Regions from separate parts of the Homo sapiens genome. Here all the other regions are linked to region 3. Evidence: chromatin contacts called from ENCODE Hi-C or POLR2A ChIA-PET data. All regions are on one chromosome and are shown on one strand. Each heading gives the region's core, a stretch centred on a gene start or an enhancer-like site at or near the end of the contact. The rest is flanking DNA. Distances are from core to core; before and after follow the strand shown.

Region 1 (3,351 bases), core at 704-3,203, 130 kb after region 3:
GGAGACTTGAGGGCCCAAAGCCCAGAATTACCCCCAGAGGAACACCTGTAGACCTTCGGATCCTTAGCTTTGCACTTCCCATTGGACTGACTCTGTTTCCTGTGGGGCAATAGGCACGTGTTCACTGTGCACCTGCAGCCCCAGTCATCCTTCTCAGAGAGAAATGGTTTGGGAAGTGTTTGGCATATTGGGGATAAATAGATGAGTGGATAGAAAAAAAAATGCAGGCCAGGCACAGTGGCTCACGCCTGTAATCCCAGCACTTTGGGAGGCCGAGGTGGGCGGATCACGAGGTCAAGAGATCGAGACCATCCTGGCAAACATGGCGAAACCCTGTCTCTACTAAAATTACAAAAATTAGCTGGGCGTGGTGGCGCATGCCTGTAATCCCAGCTACTCGGGAGGCTGAGGCAGGAGAATCGCTTGAACCTGGGAAGCAGAGATTATAGTGAGCCGAGATCGCGCCACTGCCCTCCAGCCTGAGGGATAGAGCAAGACTGTGTCTCCAAAAAGAAGAAAGAAAAAAAAGCAATTACAGCAAAATATTAACCATAGTAGAATCTATACAGTGGTTATATAAGTGTCCACTATACAATTCTTTTTTTTTTTTTCCTTTTTTTGAGACTTGATGTTTCGATCATGGCTCACTGCAACTTTGACCTCCTCAGCTCAAGTGATCCTCTTGCCTCAGCCTCCTGACTAGCTGGGATCACAGGTGTGCACCACCATGCCTGGCTAATTGTTTTATTTTTTGTAGAGACGAGATCTCCCTATGTTGCCCATGTTGGTCCTGAACTCCTGAGCTTAAGCAGTCCTCCTGCTTTGACCTCTCAAAGTGCCGGGATTACAGGCATGAGCCACTGCACCCAGTCTTGCTATACGATTCTTTTGTTTTTTTTTTTTTTTTTTTTGAGATGGAGTCTCACTCTGTCGCCCAGGCTAGAGTGCAGTGGAGTGATCTCAGCTCACTGCAACCTCTGCCCCTCAGGTTCAAGTGATTCTCCTGCCTCAGTCTCCTGACTAGCTGGGATCACAGGCACCTGCCATCACACCCAGCTACTTTTTGTATTTTTAGTACAGATGGGGTTTCGCCATGTTGGCCAAGCTGGTCTCAAACTCCTGACCTCAGGTGATCCAGCTGCCTCAGCTTCCCAAAGTGTTGGATTATGGGTGTGAGCCACTGGGCCCAGCCACTGTACAATTCTTTAAACTTTTATATGTGTTTGGATTTTTCATAATATTAGAAAAGGGAAAGAAAAAAATGTCTGGCAAATAGTCAGCACTCGTAAGTATAAGATTTTGGGAATATATTCCCTTCTGGGAGAATCCACATTTCGAATGCCTGGGAAGGGCTCTGTTTGTCCTGACAGATGGCAGATTTCAGGTGAGAGCACCTACTAAGCCTAGAGGTGATAAGCTACTTTGCCCACCTAGAGCTGCTGGTGGTGACCTTAAGTTTACTATGTTTCTCCTGGTATACGGCACTTGGCCCAGAGTGGACTCCAGCTTGCCACCTGTCACCCAGGCTGGAGTGCAGTGGCGTGATCTTGTCTCACTGCAGCCTCAACGTCCTGGGCTCAGGCGATCTTCCCTACCTCCCTCCTGATTAGTTGAGGCTACAGGTGCTCGTCACCATGCCCGGCTAATTTTTGTTTTTGTTTTTTGTTTTGGTAGAGATGGGGTCTCACACTCTTGCCCAGGCTGAGCTAGAACTCCTGGCCTCAAGCGATCTGCCTCTGCCTCCCAAAGCATTGTAATGACAGGTGTGAGTCACCATGCCCAGCCAGGAACTCAGAGAATCTTACCCTATGCTGTAGTATCTGTTGACTATGGGGTAGAGGCAGGATAAGGTGTTCCAGACCCTGCCTGACACCTGATCCGAAGAGGTTGCTCATGTTTGCTCAGGAGGTGAGGTTCACACAATAAAGGGCAGGAGGAGGGCTTGGACCTGGTATAAAACATCTGGAAGTTTCCAGGGGGCTGCTTTGCATCTGAAACTGTCAGGTGAGGGGTGACAGAGATGCCTGAATCTGAGTTGGGGGGGAATTCAAATCTGAGCTGGCGAAGAGGATGCCTGGAAGGAATGGCAGGAAAGACTTGAGTTAATTGGCGCTTCTGGGTCTGCAGTAATCTTAGGTGCAAAGCTGTCTAGGTCTCTGCTGAAGGACTGGGGACACCTGGGATGTTCAGGAGAATAGAAATGGCCAGATGTGTGTTAGTGGAGAAAAGAATAGTGACACATAGACCAGGCACCTGGGGTCTAATATCTTGAGCTGGTCCCGACTCCTTCTGCAACTTCTCTGTCTGTCCTAGTTCCACCAGCACTGCTTGGATACTGGTGCTGGCACAGTTCCTTCTGTCACCAACTTTGCTCCCCAGGTAACATAGAGGCAACTCTAAAATGCTTCTTTCCTTGAGACCAGGTGGATGCCAGGGATTTAAACCATGCTCCAGGTGCCCCATAATCCAGGCCAATTCACCACAGATGATGAGGCTTTCTTTGCTCAGCCTCTGGGCTCAGTAAACTCAGCCATCTCTTTGCTTGGGAGAGGTCCTCTACTCCCTCCTTAGAAAACTCGTTTCCTGGCTATGGCCATACCAACCCAAATGTACCTGGGCTTGGCTGACTTCAGAAAACTTTTCTGCTTTGTGCCAGGATGGAATAAGGCTTAATCCAGATAGTTAGAGTTCATCTTCAGGCCTGAGAGAAAAAGAGGAGGGCTTGGCTACAGCCAGACCAGGGAGAGCTGGAGGGGTCAGGGACATTGAAGGTAGCATCAGAGAGGAACAGGACTACAGGCTATGGACAGTCCTTTCTAAGCTCAAGACTGGGTCTGCTAGGTCTAAGTTGAAGGACGAAGAAGGCTTGGTCTGAGCTGCAGGTCAGGAGTGCCTGGGTCAATCAAGTCAACAAGGAAGAAGGTGAATCTTCATTTGCTCTTTTCTTCCCACTCCAGCCCCAGAATGTTGACAGTCGCTCTCCTAGCCCTTCTCTGTGCCTCAGCCTCTGGCAATGCCAGTAAGTGAGATACCAGGAGCCTGGTATTGGGGACTTGGGAAGGCAGCCTTGGGCACTGCTGTTGGCCAAGGCTTTTGGAGGTTGGCTTGGGGTGGGGAGCTGAGTTGTCGGAGGAACAGGGGTGATGCAGAGAAACTGAACTCCTGGAAGATTTCTCCCTCCAACTCCTGCTTGCCCCTCCAGTTCAGGCCAGGTCTTCCTCCTATAGTGGAGAGTATGGAGGTGGTGGTGGAAAGCGATTCTCTCATTCTGGCAACCAGTTGGACGGCCCCATCACCGCCCTCCGGGTCCGAGTCAACACATACTACATCGTAGGGTAAGATTCTTTGAAT
Region 2 (3,200 bases), core at 584-3,083, 170 kb after region 3:
TTGGCTCACTGCAATCTCCACCTCCTGGGTTGAAGCGATTCTCCTACCTCAGTCTCCTGAGTAGCTGGGATTACAAGGACACGTCACCACGCCTAGCTAATTTTTGTATTTTCTAGTAGAGAGGGGGTTTCGCCATGTTGGCGAGGCTGGTCTTGAACTCCTGACCTAAAGCTTCCCAAAGTGCCTGCCTCAGCTTCCCAAAGTGCTGGAATTACAGGCGTGAGCTGCTGCACTCAGCCATAAATCGTGTCACTTTTCCACTTAAAATTTTCCAAGGGATTCCATCTTGCCAGGGAAGAGCATGTCAAAGGAGAATCCAAGCGCTTTTCCCGCCACCTCCAGTTCTCTGCACTCTTTTTTTTGTTTTTGTTTTTGGCGAGTAGGGGAGACGGAGTGTAGCTGTGTCACCGAGGCTGGAGTGCAGTAGTGCGATCTTGGCTCATTGCAACCTCCACCTCCCGGGTTCAAGCGATTCTTCTGCCTCAGCCTCCCAAGTAGCTGGGATTACAGGCGCCCACCACCACGCCCAGCTAATTTTTTGTGTTGGCCAGGCTGGTCTCAAACTCCTGACCTCGTGAGTTGCCCACCTCAGCCTCCCAAAGTGCTGGCATTACAAGCGTGAACCACCATGCCCGGCCTGCACTCTTCTTTGAACAGAACTCTGTTCTTGTCCTGGGGCCTCTACCCTTGCCATTCCCCTGCCCAGTATGTTCCTCCCTGTTCTTCACATTACCTGTGCCTTCCTGTCAATCAAGATCTTTGCTTCTCACCCTCTCTGAGGTCCAACCCTGAACCTCAGGTCCTCCAAGACAGAGGCCTGGGGACCTGCATGTTTAACCAGCTCCCCAAGTGATGAGTGAGGTCCAGGCAGGTATGGTGTACACCACCTCCATCCCTTCCATGTATCTTACCTTCCTCTTCTCCAGGAAGCTCAGCCCGGAGCCAGAAACGGGAGGCCCGCCTGGACAAGGTGCTGTCGGACATGAAGAGACACAAGAAGCTGGAGGAGCAGATCCTTCGTACCGGGAGGGACCTCTTCAGCCTGGACTCGGAGGACCCCAGCCCCGCCAGCCCCCCACTCCGATCCTCCGGGAGTAGTCTCTTCCCTCGGCAGCGGAAATACTGATTCCCACTGCTCCTGCCTCTAGGGTGCAGTGTCCGTACCTGCTGGAGCCTGGGCCCTCCTTCCCCAGCCCAGACATTGAGAAACTTGGGAAGAAGAGAGAAACCTCAAGCTCCCAAACAGCACGTTGCGGGAAAGAGGAAGAGAGAGTGTGAGTGTGTGTGTGTGTTTTTTCTATTGAACACCTGTAGAGTGTGTGTGTGTGTTTTCTATTGAACACCTATAGAGAGAGTGTGTGTGTTTTCTATTGAACATCTATATAGAGAGAGTGTGTGAGTGTGTGTTTTCTATTGAACACCTATTCAGAGACCTGGACTGAATTTTCTGAGTCTGAAATAAAAGATGCAGAGCTATCATCTCTTAAAAGGAGGGGCTGTAGCTGTAGCTCAACAGTTAGGCCCCACTTGAAGGGAGAGGCAGAATTGTACTCACCCAGATTGGAAAATGAAAGCCAGATGGGTAGAGGTGCCCTCAGTTAGCACCTGTCCCATCTCGGGCCCTCCAACTCCTCCCAGTCCCACTCCAGTGCAGCCAGCTGGCTCCAAGGTAGAAACCCATGAGCACTCAGGGAGCAGTGTGCCTTCAGCTGCAGCAGAAGCAGCCCGGAGGATAAAATGAGAACCAGCTGCACACGGGCCCTTTAACTCCCAAGCCCCACCCCTGGGCTTGGCCTGCCTTGCCCTGCCGGGAAGTGATCCCCAAGGCAGGGTGAGAGTTCCCCATCTGAGGCGTTTGTTGCAGCTACCTGCACTTCTAGATGTGAGTACATTGTACTAGCCCCCCAAACCCCAAATCAGGGGCAGATCTTTGTATCCCTTGAGGCTCTCTTTAGTCCTGTCTTGCTTTGAAGGGCCTTGCTTCTGCTGGGGCAGGGAAAACATGTCTGAATCAGAGTGGGGAAGGAGGATGGGTGGTGGCTTTGCTTTTGGAGGTTTCACTTTCCAATAGTTGGGAGTCTTCTGGGTTTTGAAGTAAAGGCAGATTAACACCAACACCGGTCCCCCACCCCCCTGCAACTCTCAGGCCTCTCTCTGACTTCAGGGTCCCACCTGGGAAATCAGGTGGGGAACCTTACAGGGTCATTCAGACCCCATCTTAGCCCTAGATCGGTGCTTGCTCTACTCACCTGCACTGTCCTGGGGACCTGGGCTCTGGCCTGTCACCTTGAGCTCCAAGAATGTGACCTGTACCCATTCAGGCCCCTTAACTCTGACAGATGAGGGTTTCTTACTCCTCCATGCAGGGCTGGGCCAGCTGTTGGTCTCAGTCGATCATTCAGGAAGTCATTAGCAGAGTGATTTCCAGAAGGCGTAGAATTTAGTGACCAAGGTTCTTTCCTTTTTGGGAGGAGAAAGTGAAAACTAGGATGCTCAGCTGGACCCACCAGCCTGAGATTCTGGGGATTTTAGAGCTGTCCCTTGGGGAGCCAAGCACTTGGGGGTGGAGGTGATAGCGAGGCTGATGGCCCCTGTGTTCTCAGCTCTCTGCCTGGGTAGCCCCTGGGTGATGGGGGAGAGGCCAGCTGTCACGTGGGGTATCAGGTGGCTCTGCCAGAAACTCCCTTGGCACACAGAGCACTGGGTCGGCCCTCGGGTGTGGCTGTTTGGGCAGGACAGCCCTCTGTATGTAGCCTTGAGCAGGTAGGGGGGCCACCTTGAGTGGGTGGCCCAGAGACAGCCTCAGGGCTCCAAGGTAACGGGGTGCTCAGGTTATCTTGGGTGCTGCCCTCCCAGGTTCTGGGGGAGCAGAGGCTGGGCGCTGGCCCAACTTACAGGAAACACTCACCTTTGAACTGCCATTAGCACCATCTGGGCAGTACACAGCCCCACCCAGGTCCTCTAGTTCTTGTTCTCGGCTTAGAATCTTTGTGTTTCTGCCTGAGAAGCCACTGCCTCCTAGTTTGTGGTCTCTACAGTTATAGCCAGGTTGGACTTCCGGCTCCGTCCTTTGATAACTGTGTGCTCTTGGGCAAATTTCTTAACTTGCAGGTTCTTGTGAGGATAACATGAGTTAATTGAGGGCACTTAACACTACCTGGCACAGATTAAGCTCATCTGAAGTGGGAGCTGTTACTTAG
Region 3 (3,335 bases), core at 757-3,256:
ATTCTATTCTTACAGTTGGTGTGGCCGAAAACCTTGGTGTTGTCCTCAATCCTCTCTCACACATCCCCAAATCCAATCTGTCAAGAAACCCTGGTGATCACTTGAGCCCAGGAGTTTGAGACCAACCTGGGCAGCATAGCAAGACCCTGTCTCTACAAAAAATACAAAAATCAGCGGCAGGGCGCAGTGGCTTACGCCTGTAATCCCAGCACTTTGGGAGGCTGAGGCAGGCAGATCACAAGGTCAAGAGATCAAGACAATCCTGGCCAACATGGTGAAACCCCGTCTCTACTAAAAATACAAAAATTAGCTGGGCATGGTGGCACGTGCCTGTAGTCTCAGCTACTTGGGAGGCTGAAGCAGGAGAATTGCTTGAACCAGGGAGGCAGAGGTTGCAGTGAGCCAAGATCGTGCCACTACCCTCCAGCCTGGTGACAGAGCAAGACTCTGTATCAAAAAAAAAAAAAAAAAAAAAAAAAAAAGCTGGGCATGATGGCACACACCTGTGGTCCCAGCCACTCAGGAGGCTAAGGTGGGAGGGTCGCTTCAGCCCAGAAGTTGGAGGCCGCAGTGAGCCATAATTGCACCAGTGTACTCCAGTCTGGGCCACAGAATAAAACTCTGTCTCTAGAAAACAGAACAAAACAAAGTTGAAGCTCTCTAAACTCTCCACACTGACTCAGAGTGAAAGTGCTAATAATGACCTAAAGCCGTGCCCTATGGCCCCCTTTCCTCTTGACTTCGCTTTTCATGCACTCTGCTCCAGCCATACTGGCCTCCTTGGGCTTCCCAGAACACGCGAAGCAGGACCCAGGTTAGGGCCTTTGAACTGGCTTTGTTTGTCCGTGGGATTCCCCATGAACATCTCATGGCTGCTCCCTCTCTTCCCTCAAGTCTCCCCTCAGATGTCCCCTTCTCAGAGACATCAGCCTGTAGAAAGGAGCACTTCCTTCCCCCACTTTCCTGCGTGATGTTTCTCCATGATGCCTGCTTCCTACATATGTAGAGTCTGTCTCACTCCGGAGAAGGCTACCTCCAAGAGGACAGGTGACTGGCCCTTGATTTCATTAATTGTCACAATCCTATGCCGGACACATGGTTGGTGTTCAACAAATATTTGCGGAATTAAAGAACAAATTAATAATGTTGTGAGATAAATACTCTGTGCCCATTTTTCTTTACTTTTTAATATATTTTTTAAATCTAGAGAGACAGGGTCTCCCTATGGTCCCCAGGATGGCCTCAAAACTCCTCCTGCCTTGGCCTCCTTGGCTGGGATTACTGGACTACTACTGTGCCACCATGCCTGGCTCTTCTTTTCCTTTTACTATGCCCATTTTAAAGGTGAGGAAAACTGAGACTCAGAAATGTTCCCAAGGGCACACAGTGAGTGGTGGCTGCCTTCAGGTTGGTCTGACTCCAGTGCCCAAGCCTTTCTCAGGAGTGGTGTGTTGCCCATCAGCCATTATATCCATGACATCAACTGGCATAAGATATGTTCTTATATGAAAATTAATTTTAGAAGTGAGTGTCACGAAATATTGACCTTCTCTAAGGAACTAGTTCTTATAGTCAAAAAGGAGGAACTTATGTAAATTTTCCCTTTCAGGGCCAGCCCCAGGAAGTTCAGAGCCTAATGTGGTGTTCATTCTATTAATTTTTTCTTACCCTGGGACTTTTTTCTTTCTTTCATTTATGTTAACCTAATCACCAGCTGCTTCCTGTTCCTTAGGAAATAGCTAAGTCGTACATGACACTTTTGGGGTTCCAGTGTGCCCGGCATGGGTTTTCTTTCATTGGGCAGGCACTAGGTGGGCTTTTCAGCCTGAAGACGCATGTTTCTCATCAGAGTGAGAATGATCTCTGATCATTCTCCTTCTTCCATTTCTTGGGTTCTCTCTTCCTGGCACTCCTATTGGTTAGCTTTTGGGCCTCTTGGATTGCCTGGCTGTGTCTCTGTGGCAAAGACTACTCATTATCCAAAATCCAATGAGCCCTTCTTCCCCAAGAACATGGTGGAACTGCATGTCCCAGCCTCCCTTGCAGTAGGCATGGTCATGTGACTAAGTTTCCACCAATAGAATGTGAGGAGGTGATGTATGTGACTTCTGGTCTTTGGCCTTAGGAAGTAGGCCAGCTTCATACTCTCCATTCCTGCTGGCTGGAGATCCCCACAACAGATTCAAACGTGCAGGTGACAAACGGTGCCCTACCGATGGCAGAAAAGTGATGAGGAAGGGCCCTTGGTCCCTGAGCAATGAGAGAAGCAGAGCTGCCTCCCTAACTACCACCATTTCACTTGAACATGTCTCTTCTTTTGTTTATTTATTTATTTGTTTTTTGCAGACACGTCTCTTCTTTTTTTTTTTTGAGATAGAGTCTCACTCTGTCCCAGGCTGGAGTGCTGTGGCACAATCTCGGCTCACTGCAACCTCTGCCTTCTGGGTTCAAGTGATTCTCCTGCTTCAGCCTCCCAAGTAGCTGGGATTACAGGCATGCGCCACCATGCCTGGCTAATTTTTGTATTTTTAGTAGAGACGGGGTTGGCCAGGATGGTCTCACACTACTGACCTCATGATCCACCCACCTTGGCCTCCCAAAGTGCTGGGATTACAGGTGTGAGCAACTGCGCCCGGCCGACACGTCTCTTCTTTAAGCCGCCACTTATTGGATCTCTATGTTAGAGCGGCAGTCTCATATATTTTCTCTCATATTTTCTTCTCCACCCCTACACCTTCTGGGAGTTCTATTTTCTGGGATAATTAATTAATTAATCAATTTTTGAGATGGGGTCTCACTCTGTCCCAGGCTGGAGTGCAGTGGAGCGATCTTGGCTCACTGCAACCTCTGCCTCCTGGGTTCAAGCTATTCTCCTGCCTCAGCTTCCTGTCTCAAACTCCTGACCTCGTGATCCACCTGCCTTGGCCTCCCAAAGTGCTGGGATTACAGGCGTGAGCCACCGCGCCCAGCTTTATTTATTTTTTAAATTTTTTATTCTTGAGACAGAGTCTCACTCTGTCACCCAGGGTGGAGTGCAGTGGCATAATCTTGGCTCATGGCAACCTCCGCCTCCCGGGTTCAAGCGATTTTCCTGCCTCAGCCTCCCAAGTAGCTGGGATTACAGACGCCTGCCACCACACCTGGCTAATTTTTGTATTTTTAGTAGATGGGGTTTTGCTACGTTGGCCAGGCTGATCTCGAACTCCTGACCTCAGGTGATCCGCCTGCCTTGGTCTCCCAAAGTGCTGGGATTACAGGCATGATCCACCACACCTGGCAGTTTTCTGGGATAATTTATTAACTTTTTATTACAACACTTCCTGTTTGTGTTTGTA

What was found. Hi-C counts contacts between places; a loop is a spot of excess contacts on that map. ChIA-PET counts read pairs that join two places held with the same protein, here RNA polymerase II (POLR2A). Pooled maps may share reads with other maps.
Region 1: a pooled map shows a loop between it and region 3 (2.4-fold over the local background). The contact joins the promoter of ZG16 here to the enhancer-like site in region 3. A Hi-C loop is called at or near these places in 4 of 50 pooled maps. POLR2A ChIA-PET finds 5 or more read pairs at or near these places in 3 of 52 experiments (Panc1, WTC11 and endothelial cell of umbilical vein).
Region 2: a map with no recorded cell type shows a loop between it and region 3 (5-fold over the local background). The contact joins the promoter of MVP here to the enhancer-like site in region 3. A Hi-C loop is called at or near these places in 4 of 37 single-sample maps with no recorded cell type and 6 of 50 pooled maps. POLR2A ChIA-PET finds 5 or more read pairs at or near these places in 4 of 52 experiments (GM10248, OCI-LY7, activated B cell and 1 more).

The regions. Positions count from the first base shown.
Region 1 is chr16:29,776,303-29,779,653 of GRCh38, forward strand. It overlaps ZG16 (zymogen granule protein 16), which reads left to right and starts at 1,954. Exons shown (of 4, transcript NM_152338.4): 1 at 1,954-2,004; 2 at 2,958-3,019; 3 at 3,203-3,335. The coding sequence starts at 2,965.
Region 2 is chr16:29,818,629-29,821,828 of GRCh38, forward strand. It overlaps MVP (major vault protein), which reads left to right and starts at 1,834. Exons shown (of 15, transcript NM_005115.5): 1 at 1,834-1,882. It overlaps PAGR1 (PAXIP1 associated glutamate rich protein 1), which reads left to right. Exons shown (of 3, transcript NM_024516.4): 3 at 927-3,200. The coding sequence ends at 1,126. MVP-DT (MVP divergent transcript) reads right to left here and starts at 1,739. Exons shown (of 4, transcript NR_186424.1): 1 at 1,556-1,739; 2 at 912-973. RefSeq lists enhancers at 1,478-1,547, 2,239-2,805, 2,268-2,557.
Region 3 is chr16:29,643,810-29,647,144 of GRCh38, forward strand. No RefSeq gene overlaps it. Among named protein-coding and RNA genes, the nearest start is that of SPN, 18 kb to the right of the region's middle. RefSeq lists enhancers at 772-1,041, 1,939-2,233. Within about 2 kb of position 2,007, at least 5 of the 41 ENCODE cell types and tissues checked have a DNase peak (open chromatin) inside an H3K27ac peak, as active enhancers do.